Regions from separate parts of the Homo sapiens genome. Here region 1 is linked to region 2. A link is a loop called in an ENCODE intact Hi-C map of the cell type or tissue named here. Cell type or tissue: heart left ventricle. All regions are shown on one strand. Each heading gives the region's core, and the rest is flanking DNA. Links, peaks and the distances in the headings are about the cores only. Region 1 overlaps TRIB2 (tribbles pseudokinase 2). Region 2 has its middle 180 kb from the start of MIR3125.

What was found. Peaks named below come from ENCODE experiments on the same cell type or tissue, not always from the same donor. Only the 100,000 strongest peaks of a DNase experiment are listed, where the experiment ranks them.
Region 1: a loop joins it to region 2, with 3 times the contacts of the local background. A loop is called at or near these places in 16 of 110 quality-filtered maps.

Annotation. Positions count from the first base shown.
Region 1 is chr2:12,727,261-12,736,398 of GRCh38, reverse strand. All of the region lies in intron 2 of TRIB2 (tribbles pseudokinase 2), which reads right to left. Among named protein-coding and RNA genes, the nearest start is that of MIR3125, 5.5 kb to the left of the region's middle. RefSeq lists enhancers at 7,726-7,785, 7,796-7,845, 8,917-9,138. In heart left ventricle, for the core only: no CTCF peak of the experiment used is centred there; DNase peaks (open chromatin) are centred at 1,338, 2,398, 3,638 and 4,248; H3K27ac peaks cover 5,000 bases.
Region 2 is chr2:12,915,181-12,924,657 of GRCh38, reverse strand. No RefSeq gene overlaps it. Among named protein-coding and RNA genes, the nearest start is that of MIR3125, 180 kb to the right of the region's middle. In heart left ventricle, for the core only: no CTCF peak of the experiment used is centred there; a DNase peak (open chromatin) is centred at 5,587; H3K27ac peaks cover 2,804 bases.

The sequences.
Region 1 (9,138 bases), core at 1-5,000, 190 kb after region 2:
TCAGTCTTGTCAGGGTGCAGAGCTCACCACCTCAAGCTTTTCGTGCAAGGGACTCTCGACCATCTCCCTCTCCCTCCTTCCCAGCCTGTTTGCTGTTCCTCACATGCCCTGCTTGACCCCAGTCCTTCTGAGGCCTTTGCCACAGTGTCTCCCCACCCGGATTGTGCTTCCCCGACTGTGTCAGCTCACTTTTGTCGCATCTCTGACCAAATCTGAGGCCCTTTTCCATTCCTATCCCCTTCCAGGTCACAATTTTAGATTCTGACTTTCTCCTTCACCTCCTCCTGCCCCCAGGTGTCCCCACATTCAAAGCATCCTAACCCCTCTTTCTGGAAGCCTCAGAAAATGGTTAAGGCCTCCACTCTGTCCACTAACCCTGGCCTTCCCCCAAGCTGGAGTTCACCTTTCACCTTTCCTACCTCAAGATGAGCACCCAGAATCTAGGCCCGATACTTCGTGAATTTGAGAATAAAATGAAAAGACCATCCCACATGCTGCCAAATACCAGCTGCCCCTAAGCTCATGTATCCAACACTACGTGCTCCTTTCCTTCAGAGGCTGAAATTTTAGTGGGGAGGGCCCAGGTCTGCTTGTCACATTTGGTTCGGCACATGCTGCAGAAGGACAACCACAAAAACCAGCCCAGGTCAGAGAGCAAAGCAGTGTCCTGAGGCCACAGAGACCTGGGTTCAAGATCAGGCCTTGAAAATTACAAAGTACCAAACGGCAGATGTCATCTATGTACCTAATGCATGCGAGGCACTTACACATATAGTCTCTTTAAAGTTTAGGAGATCCATTTCCAAGGCAGGTACTATGATTCCTTTTCTCATGGACAATGAGCCTAATGCTCAGAGAGTCTGAGTAGGCTCCTACGGCTGGCAAGGCAAGGCAGTGGCTGGGTGCTCACCTTCCTTAGGCCTGACCCCACCTACTCAAGCAGCTGGCGGAGGAAACCACACCAGGGTTGCTCAGTTCACTAGGCTCCATCAAGGTGCGCTGTACGTGTGCTTCCCCAGTGTCAGGGGACAGCCAATCCTTGGGGCAGGAGCCTGCTCTTTCTCTAGGGGAGAATCTGCATCCCAGGCAGGAGAGGGGCAAAAGAAAAGAGAAGCCGGGAGAAAGGATGGGGAGGAAATGCAGGCTTGCTGGCCTTGGTAGGTCATTCTTTTGACCTTGCTTCCTTCTCAGAACACTGTGAACTTGTTTACAAAACTTCTAGGCAAGGGTCAAGGCAACTGGTCTGGATTACGTCTTTCAACGAGGACCTTTCAGGATGCATACCACGCGAGAGGAATGGAGGGAGGTCTGACAGGCGGGGGTGAGTGTCAGCTCTGGTCACTGTGGACTTGCTGTGTAACTGCAGGGAGGCTGCTGAAGGTCTTTGGGCCTTGGCTCCCTCCTCTGGGAAAGAGGGCTGCCAGTCACGGTCTCAAGAATGTGTATGGGGAGTCCCTGGTGGGGCTCTAGCACATGTCAGAAATGGGAGCAGAAATGAATGAACAGTCTTGCAATGGCTCATGTCCCCTCACAGTCTGGGCATTATGAATTTTCCAGGCAAAGGAGCTGATTTCCATAAAAACCAACAGAAGCATCTGTGGACCTAGTAATTCAAATGTCCCACTAGTCATGCAGGCATGTAAAAGACATTTACCGAGCATTTACTCTGCTTGAGTTCCCCAACTAGGCACTGGGGAGACAGACATGACAAGTAACACCCACCTTCTCAGTTTTTGTGAGAATTAACTGTAATAATGCAAGTACGGTATCTACCGAGGAGCCTAGCATGGTAGATCTGCAAAAAACTGGGGGCAACAATAATGATCGATCTTATTATTAAGAATGAACCTTTGCACCTACCCTCAACCCAAAAGCCTAGTGGAGAAGATAGGTGAGGAAGCACGAAATGCAAGTCCCCAGCATACGGCCGTAGATGTGAATTCTCGTTCCTTCCTGGGTCTTTTGCACTTGTTCCTCCCGCGGGCTGGAATGCTTTTCCCCAGCTCTGTGCCCAGCCCAGTCCCCTCACTTTATTCAGTTCTGACTACAGTAATCAGGATATGCTTCCTGGAAGTGGTGGTACCAGAAACAGTCCGAGAAGAATAAACATTTCCCAAAGAGACAAGGGGTGGAGGGTGGTGGCAATTTTTGTGCCTAAAACGCTGTAAATGACAATGGTTATCTCCAGTAACTTCTCAGGGGAAGAGACATCTCCCTGCCAGCCACCAGCCTGGGGCAGGATTGGTTTGGCCAGAGAAGCTGGATCCCTGCAGGCCTTTTGCAAACTGTGCCTGGCATAGGAAGAGAACAGCCTGCTTTGCTCTCAACCTGCTGAATGAACAAGGCTTACACGTGGGCAGCCTGTGTACTCAATGACGGCCCAGCCCAGTGCCAGGCCTTGTGTCACCGGATCCCGGTGCCAGGTGAGGAAGCCAAAAGCAGCAGGGTGTGGTTCCTCTCCCAGCATCTGTGGAACAGCACAGGTCGGCACTGAAAGCCCCGATTCTCCCCCCACCCCCATCCACTCTCAGCACAGGCTCCAGAGCTCCCTTGCGCCACTAAGTTGAACTACCAGTGTGGCCCCTGGTTCTTTTGGCCTCAGTTTCCCTTCTGTAAAATAAGAACAAATAGCTACAGGGCCTGAAAAGGGCTCGTCTAGCTTCAGAATTCCAGATTTTAAAGTTTCCTTTAATTCTTAAGCTCTAGTGATTACAACACACCATATGATATCCTAATAATAATTATAGTAACAATAATAGAAACTATGTGTGAAGCATCTATAAGATGCTGAGATTACTACAGCTTGCATCCTTATTTCTCAAAACAAAGTAAAAGACAAGTATGATATATGCATGCTACCTAATATATAAGGAAGCTGAGGCACAGGGAATTAAATGCCCTAGGCCATACACAGAGAAACTGAACAAGCTGAGCTCTGAATCTACATCTGGACTCTAACGCCATTGTCCTTTCCAAAATACATTCTGGTACTAAAATCACTGATTTACTTAGGGCCAAAGAAAGAAAAACTTTTAAAGGGAGACCCTGAGATGATGGAGGCAAATCTGGTGCAGTTTATTCAGCACTAGATCTGGTACAAAACCATCCCATTCACAGCTAACTGCTATAGCTCATGAGGTAGATACAGGTGACTAGACCTGCCCATTTACCGGATGAAGAAACTGAGGTAACAGAAAGTAGATGTGACTTGTCCAAGGCCACCTCGCAAGCCAGTGACAGAGCTGGGATTCAAACCCCGGTTTTTAACTCCAAGTTTAGTGCTCAATCCACAAGATCAAAAATAGTATCCACAAGCAAATCATGCCGTATTTTCCAATCTTTAAACAGCACTGTGGGCCCTTGGCAGGAAGAGATCAGGACAGGGTGGGCCAGGGTGGGGCTGAGCTGGGAGTTCAGCCAGACAAAGTGGGCCTGGCAGGGATGGGAAGTCCGGTGGCCTAAGGTCAGTGAAATCCAGAGAAGTCACTGAAGGCCGTCCAGTCAGGCGGTCCAGATAGGCTTAAGGGTCAAGTGAAAAGGTCAGCTGCTGCCAGATCTGACCTTGCCCTGACTGTTACTGAAAAAGTCCTCTGGGCAGCCAGTCCAGCTGTGAAAGCCAGGGTCCCGCCCGGGGCGGCTGCTACCAAGGGCCTGGGAAGGACCACCTGGCACCATTGGCACCATCATGCCGGCCTGGCAGCTGCATTAGAACGTCACAGGCCACTAAACGATGCCAAATAAATTGTCGTTCACTTAATTCTGGTTCATGTATGCACAGACTTTTCCAACAGTCACCTCTGAGAGCCACCTCTGCACCAAGTCTTGGAGAGTCAGTGAACCACCCCAACTCCTACCTCAAATGGCCCACAAATTAGCAGGGAGAGCAACAGGTGAGCCACGGGGGAAGCATCTCAGGGCATCGTGGTGGAGGGAGAGATGTCTATAGGGAGAGAATATGCCTCTTGTGACCTTACAACACCACACAATCTGGAAGGTGGGTGTGCCCACACCGATTTGATGCAGGAGACTACAGCAGCTTAGAGACAGATGAAGGAACTTGCTTGGAAATAGCACAGTTGGGATGGGAAACCCAATCTGACTCAAATACTCAGGGGTTTTCTGCAGTGCCATCTACCCGGCCACGACGGAATCCCTGCCCTGTCCGCATGCAGGTGCACATTCCTGCCCGACTCCCATCCATGGTGCCTGGATGAACAGGGGAGTCTCATTGTACCCGAACACCTTCCCACGCCCCCATGCAGACACCACACAAGCACAGCCTGCAGGCCGCCAGGGCTTCACAGAGGAAGTCCATCCTGTCGCCATAGGAACAGAAAGGGAAACCCAAGAAAGAGGAAGCCATGCTGACAGGAATTCCTCATCAATGCTCCATTCACTCCCTGCATTGAGACTTTCAGCCATGGCTCCTGAAGAATCCCTCCTCCCCCATATCAGTGGATTGGCCTCTCCGCAAAGCTTCCGCAGGCTCAGTGCTGGCCAGGGGCACCCAGCGATGGTGTTGCTGCCCTGCCCGGTGGCTTAGGAGTGCTTCGGGGTCCAGAATTTTCCCAGTCTTGTTCCAGGTGTGGGGTGGGAGTTCACAGAGTTCAGGGAGGCCTGTGAGTGCATCTCTGCACCCACTCGCAGGGCCAGACAGGGACGCTGCACTTGACAGGGAGCCCCACACAGGCTTGTGGAGATGTGCGCGTAGGCACGTAATGAATGAGATCAAGTCGAAAAACCTGGGTCCTGCACTTGGCTGTGCCATGAACACATTTGAAACCTTGAGTAAGCCCACTCTCCTCCTCATTGTTTGTAAAGATAAAAGTGTCGGGTTTAAACCCCCACTTGTTGCCCCCAATTCTTCAATCCCACTGCCACAGTCTCAGTTTGAGCCACTTCTTCCTAGAACCCATGCCCGGCTGCTTTACCCAGTTCATCTTTCACATGTACTTCCGGAATCACAAACCCATCCCTGCCATCCAGAAAAACCTTTCAATGGTTCCTTCTGGGCTTCAGGTCAAGTTGGAGGTGAGGGGTGTGTCTTTCAGGCCCTGGACTCAGCCTCATCTCTGTCCTGGCACAGGGGACCCTCCAGCAGCACAGCCCTCCCTACACACGGCTCTTTGTGCCTCTGGCTTGACTCATGCCTTCTGGGACCTCCCCATCCCTACTACAGCACTCAAGCCAACCTCGTGCAGGAGGTCATCACCTCCCGGAGGTGACCATTCTCCACACCGTACTCCACTGTTGGAACTGTTAAATAATGCTTACAGCTAAATAACTATTGAATAATGATTACATCCATTAGGCAAGGACTCTCTTGTACTGATTCCTGTACCATCAACACCTAGCACCGTAGGACAGAGTAGGTGCTTAATAAATGTTTGCGAGATAGAATGACCCCCATATCTAAGACTCCCCAACTCCAACATTCTATCTGGAGTTCACGGCATCTAGGCAAGACTCTTCTTATGCATGGCAATGTCTAGAGTCCAAAGAAATTTCAAATAGCCTGGACTCGGTTTCATGATTTAGAGAAACTCCCAAGAGTATTGAGTAGAAAACAACATTGAAAATGAGTTTCCATCCACTGCATTCCACTGTCAATATGGCTAGTTGATTTTTCTTATGATATTCACGCCACGGGACATAAGGGGCTATTTGTATATCCATGGCATCAATGGTCACACATTCCTAAGTACTGCTAAGTCCAGTGCTAGGCATGGAGGATAGAAAAAGAAATGAAGCCCATTGTATAGTTCCCTGGGGAAAAACAAAAACAAAACAAAACAAAAAAAACCCACAGAATGGAACAACAGGACGTAGGACTGCCCGCAGGGTTGGCTCATTGGTGGCCCAATCCATGACTGCTCAGGAAAACTGAGTCGTGAGCTGAGTTTTGACCCTGGCTAGTCAGGTCCTCCTGGTGCACACCTGTTGCCTAACTGCGTGAGAAAATTCTTTCTCAGGGTTGGGCATAAGAGACGGTATTTTACCTGTTGTCTATTTCCTGGAGACAACCTAGTATTTGAAAGCTTGGGCTCTGGAGCCAGGGGCCTGGGTACCAACCCCAGGTCTGCCACTGGTTGGCCATTAGACTCTGAGGATCAATTTTCTTATCTGTAAAATGGTGAAAATAAGAGTATCTTACTCACTGGGTTTAAATTGATTAATTTAAATACAGTAGCTAATTAGAATTAAATTGGTGAATCACATGTTATGAGTAAAACACATGGTGGGCCCTAGATATTATTTCATTGAAATGTAGGTCTCATGAGAACAGGGTTTCTCTCTCACTGGGCTCTGTAGTGTCCCCAGCACCAAGAATAGTGCCTGGCACATAATAGATGCTCAATAGGTATTTGTTAAATAAATAATTGAATCTCCGGGCTGTTGGGTTATGAGGCTCAATGACATCAGAGGATGCCCAATAGCAATAATGACGGCTATGTATTCAAGTAGCTGCAGTGCACCAGGCACTGTGCTGGGCACTTAACATATTAATATATTGTCTCTTCTCATGATTTCAGAGAAGGCAGGCTAAGACCATAGGGCTAAATGGAGTAATAAAAAAATCTGACCACTGTGCCTCTGCTTGGTTTGCTTGAGGACCCACACTAGCCCATCAACTAGTTACTAAGTACAAGCAGTAAGCAGCCCAGCAAGAAATCCTGCTGAAGAATACCTACTATTTAGTCTACTTATAAGCATGGAACCTGGAGGAAGCTCTCCCCTTTCTAACCGTGATTAGAAAAGCCCTTCATGAATAAAATTACAGCCTGCCATAGACACTGAAAACAATGTCTTAAATAAATGTCACTTCTGCATAAATCATTAAATTAAAAGGGAAATGATGGGTAAATTTCTCACTTGATGGGAAACTTTGGAAATAGCTCTCTTTGAAAAGGTGTCTCCATAGGGGATGTATACGTTTTCTGGGCTCCCACTGATTCCAGGCAATGACCTAGACACCAATACTCTACTTACCCCTGCCTCTCTCTTTCTGTCATTAGAATCCAATCTGAGCTGCTCCCACTCAAAAAAGGAGACATTCCGTCAACAAATAGCAAGGCCCAACCTGTTCCAGAAGCAGTGAACATGAGACAGCCTATGTCCCCAGGAAGCCCCCAGCAGGGGACAAGGACAGTCTACAGATGCACACACGGGCCATCAGAATACAGCAGGAGATGAGCTCTGATGAGGAAAGGGAGTGCTATGGGAGAGAGATCACTGATCCACCCTGGGGAACAGGAGGCTCGCCAGCCTTCCCCAAAGGTTGGCAATACCTCAAGTACATAAAGGGGTTTCTCATAAATAAGGGAATTCCAGGAGCTCCATTTCCTTCAAAGCAAAAACGAAAGGTATTTTCCCAAAATACAAAGCGCCTACAACTTGAAAAAATGTACACAGCTTTTAATGAAAGAAAAGCTGAGTCTGGTCTCCAGGGTTTCCATGCCTGCCCTCTGTACTCTGTTAGATACTGAGACCTCAATGGAGGCGGGTGCAACTTGAAGATCTGAAGGAAAAGCCAATAAAGATACTAAGAGCTGAGAAAGAGTGCCTTGACCTCTGTTGGTGGGGGAAGGAGAAACGCCTCCACCCCACAGGGAGGCACAGGTCTGTGAATCTGGGCAGGTGGCGTTTATTATACCGAAAGCCCCCAGGCCACTGAGTTCCTGCAAACAGTCGCAGCTTCCACCCTGCTGAAGTGGGTACTGACCGGCTTCCACAAAGCGGAGGAAATGAAACCTGTCACGTCAAGAGATAAAGATCTTCTACCCAAAGAAGAAACATGTAAAGAGGCATGTTTCTCAGTTCACATGGGGTCCTTCTGTGCAAGGAAATGTCAACACTGAACTGAAACTGAGGCAGAGAGTGGCAGAGGGATGGCAGGAAGCCTTGAACCCAGAGAGAAATCCAATGGGCAAAAGCAAACAGGAAGTGCTGTGGTAACAAGGCCCCACCCACCTTCCTTGAGCAGCATAAGGGTGCACCTGCTCAAAGGGCTCTTCGCATCTTGAGTGAGCCAGGGAACTGGCCCTGTGACCACAGAGTGACACTGAGTGCAGAGGAGGCTTCCATCAGCAGGAGCTCCCGTCTGCTGATGGCTGACTGTGTGCTAGGTAGGAGCTCCCGTCTGCTGATGGCTGACTGTGTGCTAGGCATTGGGCTCCCTTGTATTAATACATTTAATTCCATGATGGAAGCCATGTTGTTATTTCCACTTTGCAGATGAGGCAGTCTGGGCACAAAGCTTAGGTAATTTTTCAAGGTCCATTCCTAAAAAGTGCAAGAACAGGGATTGGAATCCAGACGGCAGCTGTGACTCTACATAGAAGTAACAGGACTTCTCCCAAGCTCAGGCCTTCCCATGAATTAAAATGGAATTGGAGGGGCCTGAAACATGGGGCTTCTAAGAATAGACTGATCAAGCAGGTCACCCCAATGCCACAGCAGAGAGGGGGAGGCGGAGTGCACAGGGCACGCACTTTGGGGATGTGGGTGCTGCCTTCTATCAGATTCTGAGCCATAACCAGCAGGGTGGCCGCTACTACACACAGACTGTCTGAGATTTTACTACACGAACTGTGGATGCACAGGGTGTGGCCAGGTGAGTTCAACTGGGATTGGAGATTAACTTCCTCAAAATGCTGCTCAATGCCTCTGGGCCCTGAGGTTTTCCTTTTCAGCAGTATAAACAAAAAGAACCAGGCTCTGCCCTGCACAAACATCCCTGGGAACGAAGGAGAAGCAGCAGTCCAAGGCCTGCAACACAGAAGCTGATTCAGGCACGGTGGGGTATGATCCTCCACTCCCTACATGTGCCTGTGGCCGCCTACTCCAGTGCACATATGGTCAATCTGGCCTTTCTGAGCCTCAGGTTCCAGACCAGGTGCACTTGACCTTTGGCACTAACTTAATGATTATAATTAAACCAAACAGAGAGGAGAATGTGGCCTAAATCTGAACCCCTATGTCACAAGGGTGCCACTCTTCACTGAATAGGCTGCCCAGGCGAGCGACTTAATTCTTCAAGAACCCACTGAGTCCTGGGAACTGCTCTCCCATAATGGTACTATTTCGTCAATGACTCTAGGAACAGCTGTCCCTTCATGAGTGCCTGCCCTGCCCGGT
Region 2 (9,477 bases), core at 2,588-7,587:
AATAAAAAAATGGTTGACCTCTTCCTTACCTGAAAAGAAAAATATTTTTATGCCTGATACATAATTTGGTCCACGTATCATTTATGATGCATTCCATACCCCAAAATGGCTTAGGTAATAAAGATTCTTAATTATCTCAAATAACAGGAAATCTGGAGGTAGGTGGTACCAGGCTTGGTTCAGTAGCTAAACAATGTTATCAATGACCCAGGCTCTTTCCATTATTCTACTTAGCCATCCACAGTATGTTGGCTTATGACCTCCTGGTCATAAGTTGGATGACACAGATCCAAACATAATATCCTCAAAGAACTGAGTTTGAGGCAGGGCGAAGAGCTGTAAGGAGAAAAAAAGACCTTCCTGAATACCTCTATCTTCTTTATCAGGAAAACAGAAATGTTTTCCAGAAGCCCCTGAAGACGTCTTGGCTAGAATTGCATTATAATCCCACACTTCAAATAATCAATATCAAAGAGAAGAGATTTTGTCATGATTGATTTAGACTAATAATGATTCATCCTCCAGGACTGTGGAAGGCTCCCTCCTTAGCATATTTCTCTCATGAAATGCCTTATAAACTGGAAATGTGCTTACGAATAGGCAGAGAAGAAATGGTTGGTGGTTAGGAAGCCAAAACTTTCCACCACTTTTGAGCTATAGTGTTCTCTGTTGAAAAACTATCCTCTGAATTTATTAAGCTATTGCTCTATTGTGTTCTTTTTTTTTTTTTTTTTTTTTTTTTGAGATGGAGTCTTGCCTGTTGCCCAGGCTGGAGTGCAGTGGTACGATCTCAGCTCACTGCAACCTCTGCCTCCCGGGTTCAAGCGATTTTCCTGCCTCAACCTCCTGAGTAGCTGGGACTACAGGCATGCACCACCATGCCCGGCTAATTTTTGTATTTTTAGTAGAGTTGGGGTTTCACCCTGTTGGCCAGGCTGGTCTCAAACTTCTGAACTCAAGATAGTTCCTCCCGCCTCAGCTTCCCAAAGTGCTAGGATCACAGGCATGAGCCACCGCACCTGGCCCTCTACCGTGTTCTTGCATCTCGTATTGCTAACGAGAGAGAAATCCAGTGCCTGTTACTTTTCATTCCTATGGTGCTTTTAAAATCTTCTTTTATTCCAGTGTTGAAAATTTCTATCTAATTTCTAATTTCTACAAGGGTGTGTCCAGTTGTGACTTTCTTCTTCCTTTTTTTTTTTCAATTCTGCCCTTCATCTTTGAAAATCTTTTTTAAAACGTGATTTATTTGAGATCATGGAGCTGGCTATTTGCTAAGGCAAGACTCAAACTTATTTCCAACTAGCACTGAATGCTGGCCTGTCTTACTTCCTTCATGCACTCTCCACAATCCAGTTCTGTTTCAGTTTGGACCCTGCCACCCCCCTCCAATCTTATCTCCAGATTTTGAATTCATTACACACTTAGTTGCCAGATTACTTATGCTAATGAAGCCAAGGCCAGCATTTTGCTCTCTACCTTAAGCACTTCTCTATTTTTGACTAAACCCTACCTTTTCCTCCACATCCCATCTGTGCACCAGGTGGGCCCACTGATCAGCAGTGAGCCAGGAGGGATTCAGGAACCATTAAGTTCTTGTTAAGCACAAGTGCAATTCATTGATGGACATCCATCATGCCTCTGTTCATACTAAATTGTTTAAATCTTATTTTTGTCAATATAATAATCTAGACATTTAAAAATCAGTAAAAGTCACTTGTACAAGACAAGATCATCTCCATAATCTACCATTGCTGTTAATTTAAGCTACCAAGTTTTGGGGGTCGTTTGTTAGATAGTAACATAAACTAAGACATTAACTAAAAGGCTGAATAAACTGTTTTGAAAGAATATATAGAATATTTTGAAAGAGTGTATGTGCCTGTGTGGGTGTGTGTGTGTGCGTGCGTGTCTCAAAATAATAAAGGATATTGCAAGAGGCCAAAAATAATGAGAAACAGAAACAAACCACTGGAGACAACTACTGCCCTGGTATATCAGTTAATACCATACGTGTAAAGGTTAAATCACCACGGACCTCTATATAAAGTCAAGACTCCAAAAGAGCAATGTCCTCAGGGAATGGATAAAATTGAAGAAAAAAACCAACAAACTCTAAGGGAACATAGAAGGACACCGAACTGTATCAACTTTGACTCTAGGTGGAGGCAGACAAATATCTCCTCTTAGAATTTATAAACCCATGTTTCCATTGCCCACACAGTCCACAAGAACCCCGCCAAGCATTTGTTTGATATGGTCCTAAACTGGTAGTACTCCCAGGGGAAAATAATTCTGTATGTGAGCCAAACCTCATGCCCAGCCTCAAGTAAATCACAAAATAAATCTCACCTGTATTACAGGTACTGTCTTCCTCATCTTTGCTACATTTGATTCAAGTTGAACTAAAATTTACCTTCATGTTTTAGGGGTTCATTTTCTTTTCCAATTTTGCCTTGGCCTTTCTGGAATACCATGCCATCACTCAGATTATTAGTGAGTATAGATTAGGTGGTGCCCTAAAGATTAGAAAATCTGTATGAGTGAAAAAAATGTTTATATTTAAGATTAGATATAACTAAATTTAATTCTAGTGCTATAATAAAGCTTAAAATAGTGTTTTGCTTCCTTGACTTGAGGCATGCTATATTCCTACTTAGAAAGCTTTTCTCCTGTTTCTATTTTGAGGAATTCTTTATTTTTTAAAGTTTCCCTGACATACTTCCCCTGTTATCTTTTTTACCATATAAGCAAAAGAGTTAATTGCCTTTTTTCTGTGTTCTTATGGCACCTTATTCTTCAGGATAACACTTAGCTGTGTGGCTTTCCCTACCCACAATTAGGAGCCCCTTGAAGAGAAAATCTATGACTCCTTAAAGTCACTGTCCCCAGCATCTAACCAAGAATCTGACACACAGAGGATACCTCATAGTCACTGTATTTAATACACACACATGCTTTGAATCCAAAATTAAATTGAAAGAGAATGCAAACTCAATGTCTCTCCCTCTTTCATAGGAAACTTCCAGTGTGGACCACAGGAAGAAAAATCAAAGTAATCCACGCTCCCACATTTCCCACATCCTTCAAGTCACACTACACTGAGTAACGGTCTCCCGATGCTTTGGCAATACCCATGTGTCTTTCTTTAACAACCAGAAATTATGAGGCCTGGACAGGATGCAAATTGTTCTCAGTCAGCCTGGGAAATAGCTAAGGGAACATGAGGCAGATGAAAATGATCTGTTTTGTCTTTCCTACCTTGGCCTTTGGGAAGCAACGTCAGCTTCGATAAACATCAAAAATATAAGGAGCACAGAAATCAAGTGAGTGGGTGCCCTTCTTTCCCGTCCATTACCATTCCCAAAGATGGCCCACCGATGCTGCTTTATTCTGGGAGTCTTGAGCCTTCAAGAGCTCTCATGTCCCAACCTGTCCTTAAGACACAAGGAGAGATTTAGTGCCAAGCTGAGGTAGGACATCCACCTTGAGTGGCTATAGCCACACAGGTCTGTTGCTCAGTATCACGGCAGAAAGAACAGACCTAATGAGTCAGAAGCTTCATTTTTACAAGACCCCAGGTCAATCATATCACGTTAAAGTCTGGAGCAGTTTGGTATGGCCCTGAGTTGGTAGCATACCAGGTGAAGACAATTGTGTGTGTGAGCCAAACCTTTTAATTAGTTTGAACTGATAGAAAACAGAATCCAATTTAGTTACCAATGAAGAAAAACAACTTGGATATCTGGAGTCACATCAGATGTTTGAGGATGATCTTCAGGTTTACTTCCAACTTCACTTTGGAATCACCTGGAGAACTTTTTAAAAATACACAGCTGAACTATTCGCAGTAGGAAAAACATGGAATCAACCCACTCAAATGCCCATCAATGATAGACTAGATAAAGAAAATGTGGTACATACACACCATAGAATACTATGCAGTCATAAAAAGGAAAGAGATTATGTCCTTTGCAGGGACATGAATGAAGCTGGAAGCCATTATCCTCTGCAAACTAATGCAGGAACAGAAAACCAAAAACCACATGTGCTCACTTATAAAAGGAAGCCGAACAATGAGAACACATGGACACAGGGAGGGGACAACACACACTGGGATCTGTCAGTGGAAGGTGGCGTGAGAGAACAATATCAGAAAAATTAGCTAGTGTATGCCGGGCTTCATACCTAGGTGATGGGTTGACAGGTGCAATAAACCATCATGGCACACATATACCTATGTAACAAACCTCTACATCCTGCACAGGTACCCTTGTACTTAAAATAAAATCAAATTAAAATTAAATACACAGACGGGCCACACACACTGGATATTCTGAATTAATTAGTCTGAGGTGGGACCAGGGAATAGGTGTTTTAAAAATCTCCAGTGGTGGTTCTGATGCATAGTGATGTTTGAGAACCATTGATCTCAGTAAGAGCAGAAAAAGCCCAATGGAGGAAAGTGATGGATCAACCACACGTAGCACTGGAACTACAGCTGAGGTTTGTGGACAGCTAGTAAGCACCCTTTAAAATCTCACTGTGTCCTTATGTGCCCGAAGTTCATCCCCAAACGTTTGATGTGACTCCACATATCCAAGTTGTCTTTCTTCATTGGCAAGTAAATTGGGTTCAGTTTTCTATCAGTTCAAACTAACTAAAAGTTGGTCAAACCTGCAGAGCAGTGAAAAGTAAGGATCTCCCCTTTTCCGGGGATTATGTTTAATGGTTCATTACGTAAAATAGACTTCCTGCCATGTGGGAGGTACTGTGCTTGGACCACAGAAGTGGGACCAACAAAGAATCTGAAATTACTTTGCCATTTAGTGAGCCCTATTCCCACGTGCATGGCCATAGGGCACATCCAAAGAAAGCTAATGGGGCCAGGAGTATTAAGACAAGGAGGTGGAGCAATTCATTCTCCAATTTCCCTGAAGATATCACACACATGCACTTTGCTCAGGAAGTGGTCTCTCACCTAATCCCTGAAACATTAAAAATATTGTAATAGCCTTAGAAAAAGAAGAGAAATTTATATCTTTAAACCTGATAGAAAAAAAGCATATTTAAGCATTTAAATATTGCTAAAGGAAAAACTTTTTTATTAATTAAAAAATATATATCAAAGAAAACGTATACGTTTTAGGAAGACTATGTTTTACGATTTTTAAATTAATAAGTAGTTAATACTGTAATTGTTTCTTTGCATAAAGGAGCTATTATATAAAATGAGTATATTTAAGATAACCACATACTCATTCCTTTCCTTTCTTGATATGCAGTACATTTTCTTTAGAAGCCAAATTTGTGCTTTGGAAAAGGCAGCTGAATAGCCAAAGTTGTAATTTTATGAAACCACAAAAGACTCTTCTAAAGGAATCTGACTTGAAAACACACTGCAAGGAAATTAATAGTCTCAGTTCAAACATCCTCTTTAATCCATCTCGTTTTGCCTCTTATAAAAAAGAGAAGAATGCAGTTGTCAGGCTGACTTAGGAGAAGGACAAGTATTGGGCAACATGCTGTTGGCGTGAGGCTATGGAACTTCTTTCTGGGGTATCTCAGCAGCCTTCGGGGAGCTGCCAGGGCAGAGACGTGTTGTGTGTCATTATCAATTTGCACTCTGATTTCCTAACAATTCAAGAGGCCTTTTGACAAAAGCCTCCATTTAGATCTAATAATAACTCTGGATTTTTGCTAAACGTCTCACAACCTGGGAACAGGCCCAATTGCTAAACATACTTGCACTGCATGAGTTTCTTTTACTGAGCCCAGAGGGGACGGCCAAGCAGACTAGAAAATGTGTGCGGGGGAAATGTTCTCCCTTTTAAAAGTTATTTTCAAAAGAATTTCTTCAGTTCATGTATGAAGTCCACCTGAAAGATTATCGTAATTGTAGAACAACTGCGGGTTGTCGAGTCCTAGCTGGGATTATAGCAGCTAAAATTCAATAGCTGTGCTTTTCCTATTGCATCATGTAATTGTAATATCTAATGGATTGACCTACTTCCCCAACTTAGTCACAGAACATGTAGTCCATTTCCAATACGCTGCAATATCCACGTAAACCTTCCTATGTCCTGAGGGGTGTATTCAAAATCTATCATACTCGATTTCTATTGATTTTTTCTCATAAGGATACACAGAAATGCCTCAGCCCCTTTGTGTCTCAAAATATTTCTTGAATTTGTTCAAAGAGAACAGTATTTCTTAATTGCCTCTTTCTTCTAATCAAGTTCTTATCGTTAAAGTAAATATTCAACATTCCTTTGAGAATTTTTCATGTTGTCATATGAGAGCCACATTTCCCAGCTTGGGCAAATTGTAAAGGAGAAGAATAGGGGAAAAAGTCAACAGAAATGGGGACTGGTGTGCTGGTATGGGAAGGGACAGGATGGATGGCAGAGTCCAATTCCAAGATCAGTAAGTGTGCCATGGCTTTGTTAAAATGTCTTAGATACCTTGCCTTGTCTCTGTAAAACTTCCTTAAGTTCTCAAATCATTTTGCCTTTGCATCCCAATTCCTAATCCATTATTGAATTTAGGTAGGTGTTTTCTTCTTCTCCTGTCTCTTTTGAGACATTGGCATGTCCAGTATGAAGTAGGGAGAGGCCCAAGGAGGAAGCAGATAAACTCAAGCTATCAAAAACAAAAACAAAAGAAAATTCCCAAACTACTGTTCTGTTACTTTTAGTAGTTCATTCAAAGGGCATTAATGAAGCAGAAGGTTGAAATAATGGATTAAAATTTAGTTTACCATCTCTTTGGAAATGTAATAGTTTCCAGTTATTTAATTGCTTGCATGTGCTGGATATGAGGTTTACATCATGGCGCCAGCATGAAGCAACTTTACATTATGTCTAGTTGGATTACCCAACTGGAACTAGAGCACCTTTAAAAATCTTCCCAAGCATTGGTCATCCAACCTCTCTCTGGACATTTCCAGAGACACAACACTCCTGATGTAAGTCTAGCAGTCAGCTCATTGCATAGGTGGTGAGTCCAAAAACATTAGAATGTGGTTCCTTACGTTGAGTTTGTCTAGCATTCCAGGAATGTCCTCTTTAGGGGATCACTTCCATACTCTGGAGGGTAAGAAAAAAATCCATATTCTTTTCTACATGACTGCTTCTTGGGGAGAGTTGATTCCAAAATTATGTCAATATTTGTTTAGACTAGAGCTTTTGAAATGCCATATAAACTTCTATGAATAGAGTGCCATCATGGAAAAAGGCCTTTAGCAATTCATCACATTTGTTTCCATTACTAAACGTAAGAGACAAGGTACTTCTACAGGAGGAAGAGACATTTTAGTACTTAGTATATATTCAGGTTCTTTCTATACAGCAATTGAAAATCAATAAAAAGTACTTTAAAGTATTCACAATTTAGACTTACATATTCTCTTTTTTTGGGAATTAATCCTAAGGAAATCAGCCAAAATTTTGGAAAAGTTTATAATTCATTTCTATTTTCCAAAAGTTTTTTTAAAGAACATACTTTTTAGTGTTAAAAGTTGTATTCTTTTAAAAGGGTCTAGAAAAGCTAAATCTTTAAGAAGGACACTGAAAGGACACAGAGTGACTAAGCTCACTTTTTTTCATGTTAAAGAATGTTTATTTTACTATTTTGCATTTTCTCTAATGTCTGAAATCAATTTAGTAAACCATATATTCACTTAGGCCTCACTTTATTACTCAGTAACATGAAAAACAAGGTAATGATGGAATCTTACAAATTCAATATTTGCTAACCACTGCAGAAGGCATGGGTCCCATTCTATCAAACACTGTTAATTTAGCAGACTAAGCCTGTATTGACAGTCTTAATCTTAACCTAATGATCTGTTTATTTAACAATTATCATTAGAAACCTCTGGCTGCACAGGAAAGGATGTTCAAAATACTACATAATTTTGGGATGCTGAGGTGGGTGGATTATTTGAGGTCAGGAGTTTGAGACCAGCCTGGCCAACATGGTGAAACCCTGTCTCTACTAAAAATACAAAAAAAAAAAAAAAAAATCAGCCAGGCATGGTGGTGCACACCTGTAATCTCAGCTACTTGGGAGGCTGAGGCAGGAGAATCACTGGAGCCTGGGAGGTGGAGGTTGAGGAAAGGCAGAGGTTTCAGTGAGCCAAGATAGCACCACTGCACTCTAGTCTGAGCAAGAGAGTGAGACTCTGTCACAAAACAAAAAACAAACAAACAAAAAAACCTAAATAATTATTCCTGGGCACAATTTTCACAAACAAGATTGTGTGCAGTTTTGTACTGCAAAGACAAGACACAATGTCTCCTTGTGGCCATACACAAATGCCATGCCATGTCTCAAGCTAAGTTCATAGCTTTGCTAGTGCAAATGAAGTACTACAGAACAGTTTTGATACATTTTATCAAATTAACAAAAATATTTTTCTTCTAAGTCAATGTTGTCTTCATAAATCAAAGTCAGCTAGAACTTACTTACTGTGAAGGAATATAATTTATTAGCCAACATATAGTATATAAGTCATTTCTCTGTTACTAATATCTGGAAAAAAATTTAAAAAAAAACAAAACAATTTCACAGAGGGTGATGTTTACATTAAAAAAATCACAGTCATAAAATGAGGATTGTGAAATATTGTTAAAACTGTGGCTTTGTCACAGACTGCAATTGCAAATTGTCTGGAATAGTTAAATGGTGAGCTATTCTTAATACCTTTGGCAAAAACTCTACTTGCAGTATGATGACCGGAGACACAGCTGTTGGAGGAAAAAAGTTTATGTCAATTAAAATCCTGAATTTCTCTGATCTGGAAAGAAAAACTGCTATGAACTCTTTAGGTAAGTCATACACTTATTTATTCACTTACTAAATAATGAATGTATTCATTAATTAAATAATTATGCCATAATTTGCCACTCAATCATTTCCTCATTTCCTCAATCACTATTCAGTAATTTACTGACTCACTAATTTGATCACTCATTCATTCACTTAGTTTTTTCATTGGCTAGTGTGTTCTCTATAGTTGCATTAATTTTTATAACCAATATTTACTAAGACATGTTGCTAGGTGCTGGCAGTAAGGAAATGGGAAAGGTGAAGTCTCTACCCTCAGGGAGTTAATGATGAAGAGGACAGACAGGTGGCTTTGATCAGTTTTTTACTACAAGTAGGGAAAAAAGCAGTAGGGGTGCTGAAAGAAAGAAGTAATTAACTGCATTGGGAGTTTGAGAAGATTTTGCTATGTAATTTTCACTGTGTCTGCAACATGAAGAGTAAGTCATAAGAAAGGGAATGAACCAGAGAGTCAGGAGGGCTCATGTTAGAAGTAGAAGGAAAATCTTTCCAAGCAGGGAAAGCAACTAGTGCCAGGTACAGAGGTGTGAGAAATTGTACCATATTTAGAAAAATTGTGGATAGTTTAAAGTTTCCGAAGCAATAGGGCAAAGATTGAAAAGATCCTAGATAGGACAAATAGGTTGG